Regions from separate parts of the Homo sapiens genome. Here region 2 is linked to region 1. Evidence: chromatin loops called from intact Hi-C (ENCODE). Cell type or tissue: mammary epithelial cell. All regions are shown on one strand. Each heading gives the region's core, and the rest is flanking DNA. Links, peaks and the distances in the headings are about the cores only. Region 1 overlaps LINC01507 (long intergenic non-protein coding RNA 1507). Region 2 has its middle 61 kb from the start of LINC01507.

Region 1 (9,248 bases), core at 1,686-5,685:
CACATCTGTGATGTACATTCAGGGAGCAAAACCCTTTCTAGGGTCCACAGAAAGACTTGGACGAGAAGATTCATAGCAGCTTTACTCATAATAGGCAACAATTAGAAATGTTCTGGTATTCACCAATTGGAAAATGGATAAACAGTGTTATGTCTGTGCAATGGAATTTTATTCAATAATTAAAGGGAATGAACTACTGAGAATAACAATGTGATGAATCTTGAAAACATGTTGAGTGAAAGGAGCCCTACAAAAGAGTATCTAATTTATGATTCTACTTATATCAACTTCTAGTAGAGAGAAATCTAGTCTACAGGGAGGTGGGCACAGTGGTTACTTGGAAAGAAAGAAGAATTAGGGAATTTCTTTTTTTTTTTTTTCTTAACCTGCACAGGTGTACCTGTGCAAGTTTGCTATATGGGTAAACTGCATGTCACGGCAGTTTGGTGTACAGATTATTTCATCGTCCAGGTAATATGCATAGTACCTAATAGGTATTTTTTAGCCATTGTGGAAAGCCACGTGGAGATTCCTCAAAGAAGCGGAAACAGAATTACCATTTGACCCAACAATTCCATCATTGCGTATATACCCAAAAGAATATAAATCTCTCTACTATAAAGATGTATTAGGGAACTTCCTAGGGTGATGATGATAATGTTGTATATCATTAGAGGGATTTGTTTGATACAGGTATATGCATTTATCCAAACTCCTTTAATGGCACACTTAAGATTTGTTCATTTCATATTATTTAATTATACCTCAAAAACGAACTATAAACAAATATTGAACTCTAGATAATGATATGCAAGCTGAAGTGTTTTGGGGTGTAGTGTACGTATGTCGGCAGCATACTTTGTCATATCAACAAAGGATAAGATGATTGATGATTAGATAGCTATATTATAAAGGAAATACAGAAAAAATGCAAATTGTAGAATCCATATGAGTATCTACTGTATAATTCTTTCAACATTTTGTATAATAGTAAACTTGGCAGAAAAAGCTAAGAGATTTCCAATTTAAAATATTATCCAAAACAGGAGACAACTAACTGTAAAGGGCTCTCAATGTTCAAACCTGGGTCAATTTGAGTCACAAAATATTTAATGATTATAAATGAATATTCATGAGTATATACTGACATAAATAAAGTTTCATAATTAAAGAGAGGAGAAGTGCAAGCTCTTGCTACAGCAAAATACCAATGAACAATAGTAGGTACGGTGATGGAAATAAAAAATAACCAATTTAGTAAACACCACAGTAATAGTTGTGAACAAGAATAATCAACAGGTATTAAAATTGGTGTCAGTACCATCATCAATGAATGATAAAATTAATGGGCAAAAATGGGAAACAGGATCAAAGAGAACAGGAGAAAGAAAAATTATTATCAATCCCTTACACAGCCTACTCCAACAGTTCACCAAAATGCCCAAGAAAAAAATAGATAAAAACAGAACACTGAAAACTAAGGCTGACATCCTCCCTAAAGGCTTGTTCTGAAGACTGAATGTGATGATGCATGCGAGGTGTTTGCCTTAATGTCTGACCAATGGTAATAGAGAAAGTAGTAGTACTCATAATAATCATAATAAAAAAAAAAAAAGCTAACATGCAGTGCTTACCATGCAGGAGACACCAGACATGGATTATCATGTTTAGTTATGATAATAACTCTATGGAGAAAGGTACACGCCATAAATGCCGACATTCAAAAATGCTAATGAATTTCCAGCAACTGAGAAAAAAAATTAATGGAGGCAGGGAACATGACTTTCTTGTTTAGATATGTGTTACCAGGATGAAGTACAGTGCCTTGCACATAACAATGATCCAATATATACATATATTTGTTGAATCAACTAATTAATACATAAAGTAAAAAAAAAAATGTGCTCTCCCCATCCTTTGCATCATGGCTAAGCAGTTCTGCTCACCCTTCAAAATATAGGGGGATAATTTTCACCCTCCCACAATTGACTGGCAATCTATATTAATCTTTTAAAGAATGTAGTCATCTCTGTGCTCTTAGCACTTTGCTTTACTCCTTGCCTCATTTTTTTTTAATATCTACCCAGAAACCACTGGTCTCAGAAAACAACAGCTAGAGAAATATGGAGGGGAATAATGCCATATTGCTCTGTGGGAAGTATAGCCACCCAAAGTAAATTGTTGTGGATAGAAATAGGAAGAAATCTGGATGCAGTTCATCTTAAGGAAGTCTATTTTGTATACACCATATTACCTGGAATCTCAAGAAACTGAGCAGTGATCCAGAACAGGAGAGCATTTCACTTTTTTCAACAGAGCAACACTAGATTAGAGCATGCTCAGCTTTAGAATTTAAGCTGGAATTCTACAGGTATTTCCATCTGTGGATGTAGAAAGGGGTCTCAATCAGTGCCCAAGGAAGGCAGAAGTAAATCAAAGTAATTTCTAATGGACTGAAGGCTGGTTAACTGTGTGGATCAAACACACCACACTTGAGGATGTGTAAGGAGAGGAAAGACAAAATTGGGCCTATTCAAAACAAAAAGTCCTGAAAAATAAGGAAAAGGTAATTTCGTACGAAACAAATTTCCGAAAATGATTCACTATAGGAACCAGAAGAAACTGCTGCAAAGCTTTTGGCAATGTAATGTAGTCAGGCTTCAGAAGAGACTTGAATTGCAAATCCTCAAAACCAAAGCAGTTGGTCTCTGCCTCTCTCTCTATGCAGCAGCATGTACTTCTTTCCAGTTTTCTTTTTATACCTACTTTATTTTCTTTTTCCCTTGTTACTTTCTGCTCTATGAAACTTGGGCATATAATGAAAAGGCACCAATGGGCTGAAATGTAATTATAGTAGATGAAATGCATAGATTACAAGCTAAGATAAAATGTTATGTAAGAAAGTGTTGCATGTAAACCCACTTTAGACCAGAAAAATTTTTAATGTTGATGATAAAGAGAATGGCATTGCAGATAATAAAAAAAAATCAAGGTAGAAGAAAAACATAAGAAACACTCTAAAGTGACAGGGTGTAAAAGAGAAGAAAATCTTTGAAAGAACATGACAGATAAGGAAATAAGACAATGGAGATCAAACCTATTAATTAGGTATGTTCCCAAGGTGAAAAAAGTGAATGACTGGAATAGAAGCAGAAATAATAGATGAAGAATGTGTTCCATCACTAACCATCATTGAAAAAATGGTTGAATATACTTATCAAAAGTGTCAAGATCGTAAGACACTGTCACAAACTGGAGATATTAAGACAGCATGAAAATCAAAGGCATTGGATACTGAAAGAGGAAAAAAAGTGCAAAAACTGATGAAATCCAAATAAAGAGTACAGTTAGTTAATAATACTGCATTAATGATAATTTTTTAATTTTGACAAATATATCATGGTTGTATAAGATGTTAACATTGGGTAAATTTGAGTAAAGAGGATATAGGACCTTTCTGAACTACTTTTAAAATGCTTCTGTAAATCTAATTTTATTTCAAAATAAACTTTGGGCTTTTTTTGAGTTTGCCCAGGCTGGAGTGCAGTGTGGTGCAATCATAGCTCACTGAACTCTTGGGCTCAAGCCATCCTCCTGCCTCAGCCTACTGGATAGTTGGGACTACAGGAGTGCACCACCACATTTGGCTGATTTTTCTTACGTTTAGTGGAGATGAGGTCTTGCTATGTTGCCAAGTTGGTACTAAAAATAAATTTTTTTAAATAACTGAGTTATCAAATAAAAGGGGTTGTCTTGGGCAGCTCTGCCCGTGTGGCTTTGCAATGTACAGCCTCCCTCTCAGCTGCTTTCACAGGCTGGTATTGAGCATTTGTGGCTTTTCCAGGCACACGGTGTAAGCTGTTGGTGAATCTACCATTCTGGGCTCTGGAGGACAGTGGCCCTCTTCTCACATCTCCACTAGGTGGTGCCCCAGTAGGGACTCTGTGTGGAGGCTCTGACCCCATATTTCCCTTCTGCGTTCCCCTAACAGAGGTTCTCCATGAGGGCCCCACCCCTGCAGCAAATTTCTGCCTGGGCATCCAGCCACTTTCCATTCATCTTCTGAAATCTAGGCAGAGGTTCTCAAACCTCAATTCTTGACTTCTGTGCACCCAAAGGCTCAACACCACATGGAAGCTGCCAAAGCTTGGGGCTTGCACCCTCTGAAGCTACAGTTGAGCTCTACATTGGCCCCTTTCAGCCATAGTTGGAGTGGCTGGGATGCAGAGCACCAAGTGCCTAGACTGTACACAGCAGAGGACCCTGGGCCCAGCCCATGAAACCACTTTTTCCTCCTGACCTCTGGGCCTGTGATGGAAGGGGGCTTCCATGAAGACCTCTGACATGCCCTGGAGACATTTTCTTCATTGTCTTGGGAACTAACATTTGGCTCCTCATTACTTATGCAAATATGTGTAGCTGGCTTGAATTTCATTTCTATTACATTGTCAGGCTGCAAATTTTCTGAACTTTTATGCTCTGCTTCCCTTATAAAACTGAATGCCTTTAAAAGCACCCAAGTCGTGTCTTGAATGCTTTGCTGCTTAGAAATTTCTTCCACCAGATACCCTAAATCATCTCTCTCAAGTTCAAAGTTCCACAAATCTCTAGGACAGAGCCAGGATGCAGCCAGTCTTTTTGCTAAAACATAACAAGTTTGCTCCAGTTCCCAAAAAGTTCCTCATCTCCATTGGAGACCATCTCAGCCTGGACCTTATTGTTCATATCACTATCAGCATTTTTGTCAAAGCTATTCAACAAGTCTCTAGGAAGTTCCAAACTTTCCCACATTTTCCTGTCTTCTTCTGAGCTCTCCAAACTGTTCCAACCTCTGCCCATTACCCAGTTCCAAAGACGCTTCCATATTTTGGGGTACCTTTTCAGCAACACCCCATTCTACTGTTACCAATTTACTGTATTAGTCCATTTTCACACTGCTGATAAAGACATACTCGAGACTGGGCAATTTACAAAAGAAAGAGGTTTAATTGGACTTACAGTTCCACACGACTGGGGAAGCCTTATAATCATGGCAGAAGGTAAGGAGGAGCAAGTCATGTCTTACATGGATGGCAGCAGGCAAAGAGAGAGAGCTTGTGCAGAGAAATTCCTGCTTTTAAAACCATAAGATCTCATGAGACCCACTCTCCTTCATGAGAACAACACAGGAAAGACCCACCCCCATGATTTGAACATCTACAACTGGATCCCTCCCACAACACATGGGAGCCATGGGAGCCACAAGGTAAGATTTGGGTGGGAAGACAAGGCCAAAGCACATCACAAATATTAATTTTGGGGGGAAAAATAAAATAAAATGTAAATAAAAATAAATAAAATATAATAAATAATGAATGTAATAAATAATAAAAAATATATTTGTATAATAAATATTAAAATAGAGATTAAGAAAATTTAAAAAATACTGTATAATTATAAAAATTAAAACATCTTGACAGAATGTTTGGGTTTATTGGAAAATAATATATTATCTAAAATGATTCCATTAAAAAGGATAAAATATGAAAAGACTCACAGGGAAATTAAATAAAAGTTTATCTAAAAATTACCTTTAAAAGTAGCTTACAAATTATATAGACTTTCAAAAACCACAGTATTCTTGTGCTACAAAAGCTACTGAATTTTTTCATAAGCTAACAAACCCTAAGGCCAAAATTAGACATAAAGAGCACACACACACATAAAATCTCATTTATTAATATGAATATTTCAAACTGAATTCATTAATACAAAAGAATTAGCTACCATGACTAAGTAGGGTTTATCCCAAGAATTCAGGCCTAGGATTGGGAAATCTCTTAATATAATTATTCAAAAAATAGGCCTAATAAGAAAAAAGATAAATAATTTAATCATTCAGCTGTTTCAAAGGCATTCAACAGCATTCACTATCTATTCCTCATTTAATTTTTATAAACTATAGAAAATTAAAAATGAAATTTTTCAACATTATAAACTTGTAGAGACAATTCAATAGTATAAGAAGCAGACAAAGAGAGTTGACTATTGGAGAGAAATTTTTATCATTAATAAAATCATATGTATGTATTCATTCAGAAAGCCCAGTAAATATACTCTACAATTCTTGGGATTAATAAAGCACATAAAGTGATCAGATATAAGATAAATATACGTGGCTCAATTGTTTTTCAAACAAAATATCAACAATGACACATCAATAACACATACACACATAATTTTGGAAAAGGTTTAATTAGAAACTTGGGGTTTTAATGTGAAGAAAATATTAAATTTTCTTGAGAAATATGAAAACTACTTGTGTAGCCAGCAGACTGGGTATTGAGAAAGTTTTAATTCTTATTTCTGTTAGTTGGGCTCTCTTCATCTAAGTCTAGTCACACTATGGTGACACATAGCAGATAGTAAGTACATAGTACAGACCTTAAGGAGGTATCATGACTAAGGGAGGATATTTTATGCCCATGGTCATGGAAAGGTAAATGCTCTCTGAGATTTAAACTACAAACTTGACCACCAATACCATTCTTCTGAAACTGCAGAGCACAGCAATTTGCCAAGGACTGTGCAGGAAAATGTAGTACATTGTTTCTAGAGTACAAGTATTTATTCATTATTTTGAAACATTATTATTAGTACAGTGGACTATAGAGAGCTGTCCTTGTTTAAGAAATACCATACTAAACCACTGATTTTAACAGTTGGGCATTCAGGAAGTGATATGGACACAGATGGGGAAAAGGAGAGAGCTAGACTGTTCCAAGACTCAGAATGTTCCTACTGACTCAAAAAATTAGTCATTAGGAAAAATCGAAGAAGTAGCATGATACGGCAGTTTGAGTCCATGGGGGGGGGTGGAAAATGTCCCATGAGAAATTCAGTTCAACATGATAAGATTCTGAAGCATATTTAGGACACAAATGTCTAACATTCCATTCCAAAGGCTTTGCTATATAATGCTGTGTGTTAAACACCATGCCTCCTGCCCTCCCATCTACTCCCAACACTCTTACCCCATCATCACCCTAAACTTTCAGTAAAACCCCACTACAAAGAAACATTTTGGGTGAGCAAAGTGATGAAAATCAAGAAGGTCTTTGCTCCACATGCATATCAGGGTAGAGCAGAGGGATTCTCTCAGAAACGGAGAACTCCTTCAGAAAAAAATAAAATAAAAAATAAATTAGAACCACTATTAAATAGAAAAATATAAGCCTCCCAGCATCATATAATTCTTGAGGCAACCTTACTTAGACTTCTGTATGGTCCAGGGCAACTTACTCAATTTCGTACAAACCTCAGTGGACAAGGGTTCAAGAATTGATAGCAGGCTGCATTCTTCTAAGGACAAAGGTCTAAGGTTTTAGAATTATGAAGAGTAAAGAATGAAATTCAAACAAATTATGAACTTCTCATATATTCCTTTAGGTCTTCTCATCATATCCACAGAGGAAAGTTAACTTCCTTTTCCTATTAAGTTTGGTAGACATTAATGTGATATCTCAAAATAGATCACTAGAGCTATTTGTACAAAATCACACAACAGAATGACTGAATGTCCAGAGCAAGATGTGCTTGCAACTTGTCTGAATATCTTAATATATTCTGGAAGCCATTTGGTCAATTTGGTTTTCAGAAAAACAGGTAAATCAAGCAGATTGTGTCTAGGACTTCTTAGAGCCCTAAGAGGACTAGTGAAAGGGTAGCAGTACGCATGTCCCTTAAGGAAAGCTATCTTCAAATGAAGGTGAGTGCATCACACCAACCTATAGCCAATATTCCTCAAATTAAACTAATGCCTCTTATTCTGGGGCCACACTCCCTAAGCAACTTTCTGGTGTAAGCTGACGGTATTTTGGTTTTTATAAAAGCTTGCTTACTGTAAAAGAAACTGTTATCTACTGATATGAGAATAATATTTCTACCTGTTGTATTTCTCACTGTGCACTAATAAATTTGCATTCAGACTTATTTAACAGTCTCCTGTGTATTCACACCATCCCTGAAAGACTGACCTCCACTCAGTGAAATAAAAAAGTTAAATTTCTAGGCCTAGAAAACTAAGTGTCAAAATGAAATTAATCATGATTAGATGTCTCTCTGTTTTCTTACTTGTAAATGACACATCCCACTGCCACAGGCATTCCTTCAAATATTTTAAAAGGACTCTATTAGCATAACCCTTGGTTTGAAGGGTTAATAAAGGAAAATGTGACAATTATGGGAAATAGCAAGAGTGGCATTTGGAACAACTTCCTTTCTTCTTTCTATCACAAACTCAAAAAGTTAATCTTGACTATGAATCTTTGTTAGTATCTCTCACCAATTCCCCATTTCTCTTGGATTCTTCTTGATCTAGAGCAGCAGTTCTCAAAGTGTGGCCCGCAGACCTTCAAGATCAGCATCATCTTGGAAATTGTTAGAAACACAAATTCTTGGGCCCTACCCAAGACATACTGAATCCAGTACTCTGGAGACAGGGCCCAGCAGTCTGTGTTTTCACTAGAGTGTGTGAAGTTGTGATGGCCTTTGAATTTTTTCATTAACTTTACTAATTGAAAGTGGCAAGAATACCACTTTATCCACAATATCAGAGTGAACTTACCCTCCCTGAGGTATTTTGCAAGCGTAGGGTCATTAATTTAAACTGATTTGTCTCTTAATGTCATTTGTCACCATTAGCAAACCAAGTTGTGTGCCCCAATGGGAGACAAAAAATCAATCACCACTGTTTGGTCTTAAGCCAAGTAAGCATTGTAATAAACTATAATCTAGACACCTAACTGATTCCTGGGGCTCAACAACTTATCAAAATCTAGCTAAAGATGAAAATGAGGGGTTCTAGTTTTGAGGGATTGAGAAGTATAATAAAAAGGCCACTGGACAAAAGTCCAGAGAACTGGACGAATTTTACCTTATCTCTGTTGACTTCAGTGCCCTCAGTTAACATTAAAAATTGAACAGAAAATTAGTCTGAAATTAACATTAAAAAGGAAATCAAGCACAGCCTCTTGGTTCCTAAGTAACTTTTAACTCATGATTTCTGTCAAATGCACTTTACATGAGTGATTCAATGACTGAGCTGTTATGTGGTGCTGATGAATATCAGAGACAGTAGAATGAAGAAACGCTGTGCTAGGAAGTGTAGATCTAGCTTTCCTCTGTACACTTCATTAAAGTTGTGTGACCAGGAACAAGTGTCAACTTCCATGGGCTTTAGGCTTCTCATATTTACACCCAGAATTCTT
Region 2 (9,248 bases), core at 1,908-5,907, 190 kb after region 1:
AGCTGGTATGAAAGGAAACTTGTTGCTTACATTGTCTTATCTTCTCCTGGTGCCAAACAAGTCCAAGCCTGGTGGCCAGATGAGATTCTCCCTCACAGGGAAAGGAGGTCAGCGCTGCACTCCAGACTAAGAGAGAGGAGAGGCAGGAGAGCAGCCCTGCAGGAGCCCAGAGAGCCCCTCCCCTCCACTGGCAAAAGAAGCTCTGCTATAACCCAAAGAGAATGCCAGAAAAACGAATGCTCTTCAGTTAATCTCTGAAAAAGCAAGAAGAACAAACAGACCATATAGAAGAAAACAATGAAAATGATAGATTGCTTAGGGAGGAAACAGATCTACACGGGCTTGGTGTAGAAATCAAACTTGCAAATGTGTCTACTCCCTGGGGCCTCATCTATTTCTGCCTCAATCCACCACCCAAATCTACACATTTTCAAAAATATTTGATGTTTTCACTTCAACCTGGACTATGGCAGATTTTTAACCTGCTTCAATTCAACAAGAAGTCATTAGGCATTCACTTTGTACAAGGCACTATGAAGAGTGATATGGAGGCAGCAATGAGGAGGAAAATATGAATCCTACCATCAGGGAGCTTTCAGTCAAGGTAAGATGTGAACACAAATAATGAAGATAAATACAAGATAGTCTTTGGTGTGTGCTATAATACAGGAAGCACGAAAGAGAGAAAGACTAAATCCAGCTCCAGAGAGGAGTAAACACTATTGGAGAAGCCTTGTAGACTAGTAGCCTCTGACATGCACCTTGAAGGGTGTAAAGTATTTCAAGAGGTGGGAGAGGGAAAAGGAGGATGGAAGAGGCTGTTTGACTGCCTGAGAATAGGTGAATTCCCAATACTGCCAACCTGCATTGGACTAACCCATGCTAAGGGGCCAAATGGATGGAATTCCTAAAGGTCATGGCATTGGGGGAAAATTGGAAACACACAATGTGTTGTCACTAGACTCATGGGGTAAGAACAGAGCAGAGAATCAGACCCTGCTCCTTTTCCATCCTTAAAAACACCTGTTGTCACAGATAACTCGGCATTCTTTGGCTCATATGTGAGCAAATCCAGTGCTGTCTAGCCTGGCTCCCAGGTGGCACTTCACCTATGCCAGCTACTATAAAAAACAGCATGGTGACCACACTTGCCTAGGGTTTGAATCACTTGCCTTCATCAATTTTACCTGCCTTCCACATTCTTTCTTACTCACTTTACTCCAATTTTTCAATATTGTCTGCCAGCATCCTGACAAGAATCCCGGTTTACCATTCTACTACAGCAGATCACCTGCTTTGATCATCCCATCTCATTTCAACCAGACCCCAGCTGTAGGCATCCTACCCTGGTCATGTTGTCAATCAAATTTGAATCAGGTTCTTCTGGGTTCAAAGAGCAGGAGTGGATCCCAAATGCCGTGCACGGGCTGTTACCATGCTGCCCAAATTATTCCTAATTGTCTATGGAGTAACTGGATGTTTAATTCCACTTTTTAAAATCTTCCTTTATTTTACAGTAATGATGTGTCTTAGTCCATTTTGTGTTACTATAAAAGAATACCTGAGACTGAGTAATTTATAAAGAAAAGATGTTTATTTAGCTCACCGTTCTGTAGGCTGTGAAAGAAGCATGGCTCCTACATCTGCTTGGCTTCTGGTGAGGTCTTCTGTGATGAGTCAAAACATGTCGGAGAAGGTCAAAGGAGAAGCAAGTATGTGCGAAGAAGGGACAAACCTGGGGACACCAAGCCATTCATTAGCGATCCATTCTCATGATCCAAACACACCCCACCAGGCTATATATCTAATATTGCCACACCAGGGATCAAATTTCAGCATAAGATTTGGTGGGGACCAATAAACCATATCCAAACCAAGCACCATTCCAGAAGATATAATACGCAATTTTGGAATTTGCTTCACAAATGTATTCAAACTGGATAGACTATCAAGAGTGCTTTCAAAATCATTTGAGAAGAAATGCACATTGGTGCCTTTGCTTTGGAAGGAAATGTGAGATGTTTTACAGAACCACAGGCATGAGGTCAGAGGCTGAGAAAATATCTTAAAATTACAGGTGTACTCTATGACCGTCCAGGCCATCTGCTCTATGACATACAGGATCTAGTATCAGCGATGCCTCCCGGTGGTACTCTCCCCTACTGTCCAGATTGTCTGTCATTGTGTGAAACAAACATACTAATTGCTTAGTGAGCAAATGGTGCGGGCTAGATCATTTAGGAAAAATTCATTGGAAACTGAGACCTTCAAGTCAATAGCCGTACAACATAAAGGATCCCTAGCAATAGAAGGGTGCTAAGAAAGCTTTGCCTCTCTCTGCCTCTGTTTCTTCCTTTGTGCATTAGGGATAAAAATGCTGCCCACTTCATGGAGATGCTGTGAGGAATAAATGAGCTAAGACCTGCAGGACACTTGAAAAAATGTGTCACGTAAGTACTCAGTAAACATGCACACAGGGCAAACGAATCAAAGGCCGGCCATCAATCTTTCCAAGGAAGCCGTACTATCGGAATTAATACCAAAGGCATTAATTTCAATAGTAAGAGTGCCCCATCTGAGTGACATGGGAGTGATGAAAGCTGAACAGAATTTGATTCCAACCTCTTTTCTGCCCCAAAACCACACATGAAGAGAGATGAGAAGCCTTTCTAAAGAAAGAATTCCTCTATGGTAATAGCCTCAGCTCTCCCCTTCACATCCAAACCGACCCCCTGCACCGTGACTGCCTTATCCACAAGTATGGTTTTTTAAATGACCACATACCCCAGGAATCCCTTCCTTGGCTGGTCAGGTACCTCAGGCAAGCTCAGACTCTGCCACCTCCGATCACAATCAATAAGGAGACTGGGAAGTTAGAGAAGCCTCACCTCGAGGCACTTACAGACCTTCAGCGATCACTCCTGAACAGAATCAGATAAGTGCTATTTAGCTTTACGATTCTGCTTTAAGAGAACACACACCAACAAGCTCGCTCTGTAAGAGAAAATCTAACAATACCGAATGTCTTGCAATGAGGATTTAATACTTTTCACCTCCTGTTCCTTGATTTCCTAGGGATTTCTGCCTGGAATCTAGAGTGAAAGCATATCCATCAGGTGCTGCAGGGGACTGCTGTAAAGGCAAAGAGTGCTAATCCCGCTGAATCTCCACTATATATCAGACTCTGCTGAGCTTTTTTCTATCAATTAGTAGTCTCTAGATTTCGATATTGGCTTCCATTTGTACTTTCTCAAGTGAGTCTGGCTTTTGGCTATTAAACAGAACACGTGTAGTAAATCCTTAATCATATGGAGATTAAGTCTGAGGGCCTGAGGAAGGGGTTTCTGTTAGCTCCTGCTGACTCAGCAGGGGCTTTCGTGTATCCATTTTACTGGTGAAGAAACTGAGTCTCAATTAGGTTAAACAATATCTGAAGGTTACACCAATGCTAAGTTCACAAGCCAGGAGGATCAAAACTGCTGTCTGCCGGCTTCAAGTTCAGCACTGTCTTCCCTCCACTCAGCCGAGCAACTGTGGTTCACACAGGAACAAAACAAAAGGCAGAACAGAAAGTCGCCACCAGAGTTCATCTGCAGGGGTCTGTCATGGAGAAGAATTCAAGCTGGAAGCACCTGACCTATGATTAGGTGGGGTTCTGCTGATCATTTTTGATGCAGAGAGACTTTTTTTTAAATGTCTCTGGTGTCTGCTTGGTCCAGCATAGAGACAGATGGAGGTAGATGATAGGCCAGCAACAGTGGCAAGAAGACAAAGTGAGTCACTGCTTTAGGAATGAACCCCCGAGGGTTCTCTCTGCTTTCTTTCTCCAAGTGGAGTGACTATAGTTCAACAACCAACGTGGGGAACCTAGAAACAAGAAAAGCAAAACTCCTAATGAGCACGCTCCATTGGAATCTTGGAGAAGTACCAGGGGACTCCAGCCAGATCAGAGCTCACTGCCTTGGTCACAGGGGGAACCCCTAGACAAGGCAGGCTTGGATGAGGAGCCCTGGAAAGGGAGCATCCTGCTTTCCAGAGGCAGAGAATAAGGATGGACTGTAGAGTGGATATTCTGGGTGGAAGCCAGATGTTTGTACAATAATGATAATCATGTATGGTCTGTATCTGTGCGTGCCTTTCCCTCTGCTAACTGAATTTTGTTCCATAAACTTGTACTTAGAATGCTGGTAAAAGATTTGCCAGTCCCTGCCTATCTGGAGCAGGCATTCCCGGGGAATGGAAGAGGAGATAATAAACCTAATCCAGGGCTCTGACGGCGGTTCACAATGGCACACTTGTGGCGGCATAATCCTGTAGAGATGGTACTCAACACTTCCCAAACTTTGGTTTTGTAGCCTGGTGTGTGGACTTGGATGCCTGCCAGCACCTCTCCTCCTCATGAAGTTGCAGTGTGAGCTGCAAATGGAACTGGGGCCGCAGAGCTGATGAGTGATTTAATTGACTGCTCATGAAAAGTGGACTTCTCCATAGATTCATGGGTAAAGAAAGATGTTACATTTAAACCCAGAAAATTTTCTGCCTGCTAAGAAAAGCAACAGAATAGATAATTAAAGTAGTCCTTTGTAAGAACTCAGAAGGAAAAGACAGCCCAGATGAAAGGCTGGCTTCTCATCCTAGGCTCTTTTTCTATCCCTCTGTGTTATTAGAGGTTCAAGCTGTTAGGCATGAAGTCTGGCCCACTTCAAAAGCTGGAGGTCTTGCCTTAAGGGGTCATGATTATTTTAGTTCCAACCTTCTGTAGTATCAGCCACGGCATAAGAAGTGAAAATGCCTAGAGTTGAGGCTTTTTTTTTTAATGACATTAAAAACATACACGGTATAAAACTGTAAAGTACACAAGGCATGAACTCTAAAATGTGAAAAAAAGGTGTGTCAGAACTATGATAAAATGTAATGGAGAAGAAACGTAGAAAGCTTGATCTTGTGTGAACACCGGAACACCACTTTACTTTAATTCCCTTACTATTTCTTTAGAATATATTTATTTACTATTCCTTCAGGTTACTCATACTGCCTACTTAATGTCAAAGCAGCAACACTGAAAAAAAAAGTTAGATTGATAAAATTCCATCTATTTTATCCAGACCCAGGATGGGTGTTTGAGCTGGTCTATCTTTGTGTAACAGATGCAGTAAGAGAACATTTTCAGTGAGCAAAATTTGGGCACAGTACCGTAAATTTGTAAGGAAATGCTCCTATTTACGTGTATTTAGGTCTTTAGCAAACTACTAGGTTTTCAGTAATTATTTTGTAATGGGATCCGTCTTTTTGTAGAGGCATTATCATTCTACATATATAAATTTTCACATGCTGAGAGTTCTTACAGTGAGGGAGGGCTGAGTTTTATCATCTTATTACTTCTGATTGGCTTGATTTTTGTAAGAGTCTTGTACAATTTGTACTGCTAGTATAAAACATAACTATACGGGGCCTGACCCCATAAGTGAGAAGAGAATAAATTGGAGGCCACTGGGGTACAATTCTGTATATTAACTCACCCCTGATTTAAATTCCAGCCTAATGGAATGAAGCCATAGCTGGGTGGAGAGAAGAACGGTTTCCTGCCAGTCCATGGGGCTGCCCAGGCAGGACGAAAAGTGAGAGGACCGGAGCATCCTGGGCAATGGCTAAGGCTGAGCATGCGCGGAAGAGTTAAAGCGCTCCATGCTCACCTAGAGCCACACAGGCGCGCATGTGCACCAGCTGGATTGTAGTGCTTAGCGTAGAAATTTAGCCGTGGGCAACAAAGATCCAAAAAGAATCAGAGTTTTCAGAAAGAAATTTATTTCTCACACATAAACAGGCAATTCAAGATTGTCGGGTAGCTCCTCCTTTATCTGGGACTCGGGGTGCTTCTGTCCTTTCTCTCCTCCGTCACTGGGACATGATTACCAACCTCATGGTCCAGGATGTGATACCAGCAATCATTCCACTTTCGAAGCAGTATTACAGAAGAAAGTCTATGGGAGGAACTTTAGACTGTTTTATCTGTTCTCCTTTCCCAAGCTAATGGAAGCTGCGTGGCCACCTGAACTAAAAATCACATTCCCGGTGCTGCAACTAGAACTTCTGGCTAAGGGGACATGAGGGAGTTTCCTGGCTGTTTCATTAAAGGCAGTGTCTGCGGGCAGCTTCTTCCCGCCTTTACTCCATCTTGGACGATGAGGTCAAAGGCCCCTGGGACCTCCACTGGAGCCAGGACACCAGCCCTGCTCTGCCTATAGTAAGGCTTTTGCATGTGCATGAAATGAACTTCTATCTTTTTAGCCACTGTCCTTGAGTCTCTGTTGAATGCTGTGGAATTAAATCTTATCTAATACACCCATCTTAAGGGAAATTTCGTGAGAGGAGAAAAATCAGTATTTTAATTTACTGGAGTCCAGTTAGCCCCATAATCTGACCACTGGCCCTTTTCATTTGTGCATTTAATAAACATTTATCTAGTATCTGCAATGTGCCAGGCCCTTAAGGTGATGCAAAATGAGCGTGCCCTGATCCCTTCCCTCAAGGAACTTCATATCAAATGGAAGACAGAAAGAAGGGATTACTGGATTGAATACTAGTGATATGCCAGGTACTGCTGTCACGGTTTTCACATGGTTGTTTTTTGTTGTTGTTGTTGTTGTTGTTTTTGTTTTTGTTTTGCATTTGTATCTCATAAAATGTCTGTGTGATCCTCATCTGATAGGAGTGGACATTAAAGCTCCAAGGGGTTATAGAATGTGCCTAGGGTTACACCTAGAATAAGGTATGGAGTCAAAATTTAAGTTTAGATTTCTGACCCATGAGTCAACGATTGCACCAGGCTGCCTTATGGACATGGACATGAAAAACAAGAATACATGGCTCTATGTGACAAGTGCCCAACACATCTAATGCCTTAGCTGATGTGTAACTAACTCGTCTGAGAGGCCACTCAGATATTATAGTTTTTCCAATGTCACTATGTGTCTTACATCAAACAAGTAAAGTCTTATTCCTACCTACTCTGTAGAGAAGAATAAATTCATGTAGGATCACCATGCCTACATCATGGGCACTAAAGTGTCACCTTACAGGTTCCATTACTATGACTACAATCTGCAATTTTATATATATTTTTAATGTCTGCCAAACAAAATCACTGGAAAACTCCCCTTCTGACCATCATTTTTGCCTGCTCATTCACTTTGGTTTCTAGCCTTTTTCCCTTGGCTCATTTCTCTCCCCACATTCCACATACATAAAATAGCATTTGTGGCCTGTATTTCCCCTCATCCAATGGGTTTATTATGTGTAATCTACCCTGAAGCATAAAAAGTAGCCTGTCCAGACTTTTGCAGAATTATTATGCCATCTCCTAAATCATATCACACCTTCTGCTAAAAATACCCAGCAATTATTTTACCATTTGCAAAGGTAAACCAATGTTCAAAATTCCAGACACCCAAAAAACTCTAAATGGGATCCATTGTTTTAATCAATCAAAGCATTTTTGTTTGCCAAATTATAATACCAATTCTGAATGATCACTCAACACATGGGCAGAGCCTGGCTTGCCTAGCCACTTTAAAGGTAGTGAGAAAAGATGACAAGCCTCTTTTTTATACCAATGAGAAAGATTTGTCCTAGAGCATTATCTGAATTCAACCCAGCACAGTTCCTTGTCAGAAGTATCTTTGAAGAAAGGAACTATGATCTTTTATATTTTTTGATAGTTACTAACACTAGCTCATGAAACTAACAACCTCCAAATCTCACTGACTTCATAAAATAAAGGCTTATTTCTTGCTCACATCATCATCCAATTGGGTTTTCAGTGGCCAGCCTTCAATGTGGTGATTTGGGAACACAGGCTCCTAACATCCGGTGGCTTCTCAGAGTGGTTCCTCTGCATTTGGCTAAAAGAAAGAGACATAAGAAAGTATGAAATATTAGGCTGCTGTTCCATCATCAGGCTTGGACATCACATCCCATGTAACATGTTCCATTATCCAGAACTTAGACCCCGTAGCCCTAACCTAAGTAGCCTTGCAGTGTGCACTGGACAAGGAAATGGGGCTGGAAAGCAAAGAGCCAGTTTCTGCCCCACCTTTGGGGACAACACTGTAGAGGTTGGCTTCACCACCCAGGTCAGATGATTGGCATGTGTTTTCTCACTCCCTCAATTGCCTGGATGCAGGTGTGTCCAACAAAAATGATTGGCCATCATCCTCTGTGAAACACAAAGAGAAGGGGAGGTCCTGGGCATAAATCTGCAACCCCCAGTGGCCATGTTTTCCAGTAAGCTTGGATTTCTGTTGATATCCCTGCCCGCCATCCCCTACCCATCTTAAGTGCCACCCCAACATGACTTTCTACAATTCTGGGAAGTAGAACAGTGAGCCTTTCACCCCTGCAGATAACAGACAAAATCCATGAACTTTTATCCAGATAAGAGGCTTTTACTCCATGAGGATGACTTTTGTTTGGACTAAGAGTATCCTATCTTCAGAAGGAACTCTCTCCTAAGACTATCAAGATCATCGAGAAAGAAGCCTTTTTAAGTCAGCACTTTGTATCTTTATTAGAGTTGTAATGGAAAATAAGCACAAATGTGTGTTCTTCTAGAGCTTGGCATAGAAGCAGCAGCAATGAACTCAAAATTTGGCTGTGGTTATACGGTAGTCATTATGGCCTTTAAGTCTGTCCACAAATATTCAGGTTCTCTTTCTACAGACACAGTGAGATTGTACTTTTCTGACATCTTTGAAGTTAGCAGGGCCTTAGGGCTTGACTTGGCCAATGCAATGTGAGTGGAAGTGACATGTCATTTCCAGATAGAAACCTGAAGAGCCAGTGCTTGACTCATCATGTTCCTGTCCTCCTTCCCTGCCCCAACCCTGTCATGATCTGGTGATAACTTTACCCACAGGCAGTAATCACAGAATTTCTTTTCCCTATAAACTCTTGAGTCTGGGTCCCTGAGTTACCACAAAAATCAGAGGCCCCTGATGACTCTCATTGGACATGTAGCATGAAAGAAAAAAAAAATTTTACTTCATTAAGTCACTGAGAATTTGGAGAATAAACTAATGAGACATACAGGTCCCATGTGATTTATTTTTAGTCATACTCTTCTTTTCCATGTACTCATATTTTGTTATAAAAATTTCACACTTGCAAATTATATATAACATACCTGCCTAATTTTTAAAATGCACACATGAACCTACCACCCACTTTTAGAAATAGAACATGATCAGTTC

Evidence for each region. Hi-C counts contacts between places; a loop is a spot of excess contacts. Peaks named below come from ENCODE experiments on the same cell type or tissue, not always from the same donor. Only the 100,000 strongest peaks of a DNase experiment are listed, where the experiment ranks them.
Region 2: a loop joins it to region 1, with 2.3 times the contacts of the local background. A loop is called at or near these places in 5 of 110 quality-filtered maps.

What each region holds. Positions count from the first base shown.
Region 1 is chr9:79,950,168-79,959,415 of GRCh38, reverse strand. All of the region lies in intron 1 of LINC01507 (long intergenic non-protein coding RNA 1507), which reads right to left. Among named protein-coding and RNA genes, the nearest start is that of LINC01507, 130 kb to the right of the region's middle. In mammary epithelial cell, for the core only: a CTCF peak has its summit at 3,926 (motif pointing right); no DNase peak of the experiment used is centred there.
Region 2 is chr9:79,759,196-79,768,443 of GRCh38, reverse strand. No RefSeq gene overlaps it. Among named protein-coding and RNA genes, the nearest start is that of LINC01507, 61 kb to the left of the region's middle. RefSeq lists an enhancer at 2,546-3,161. In mammary epithelial cell, for the core only: no CTCF peak of the experiment used is centred there; a DNase peak (open chromatin) is centred at 3,843.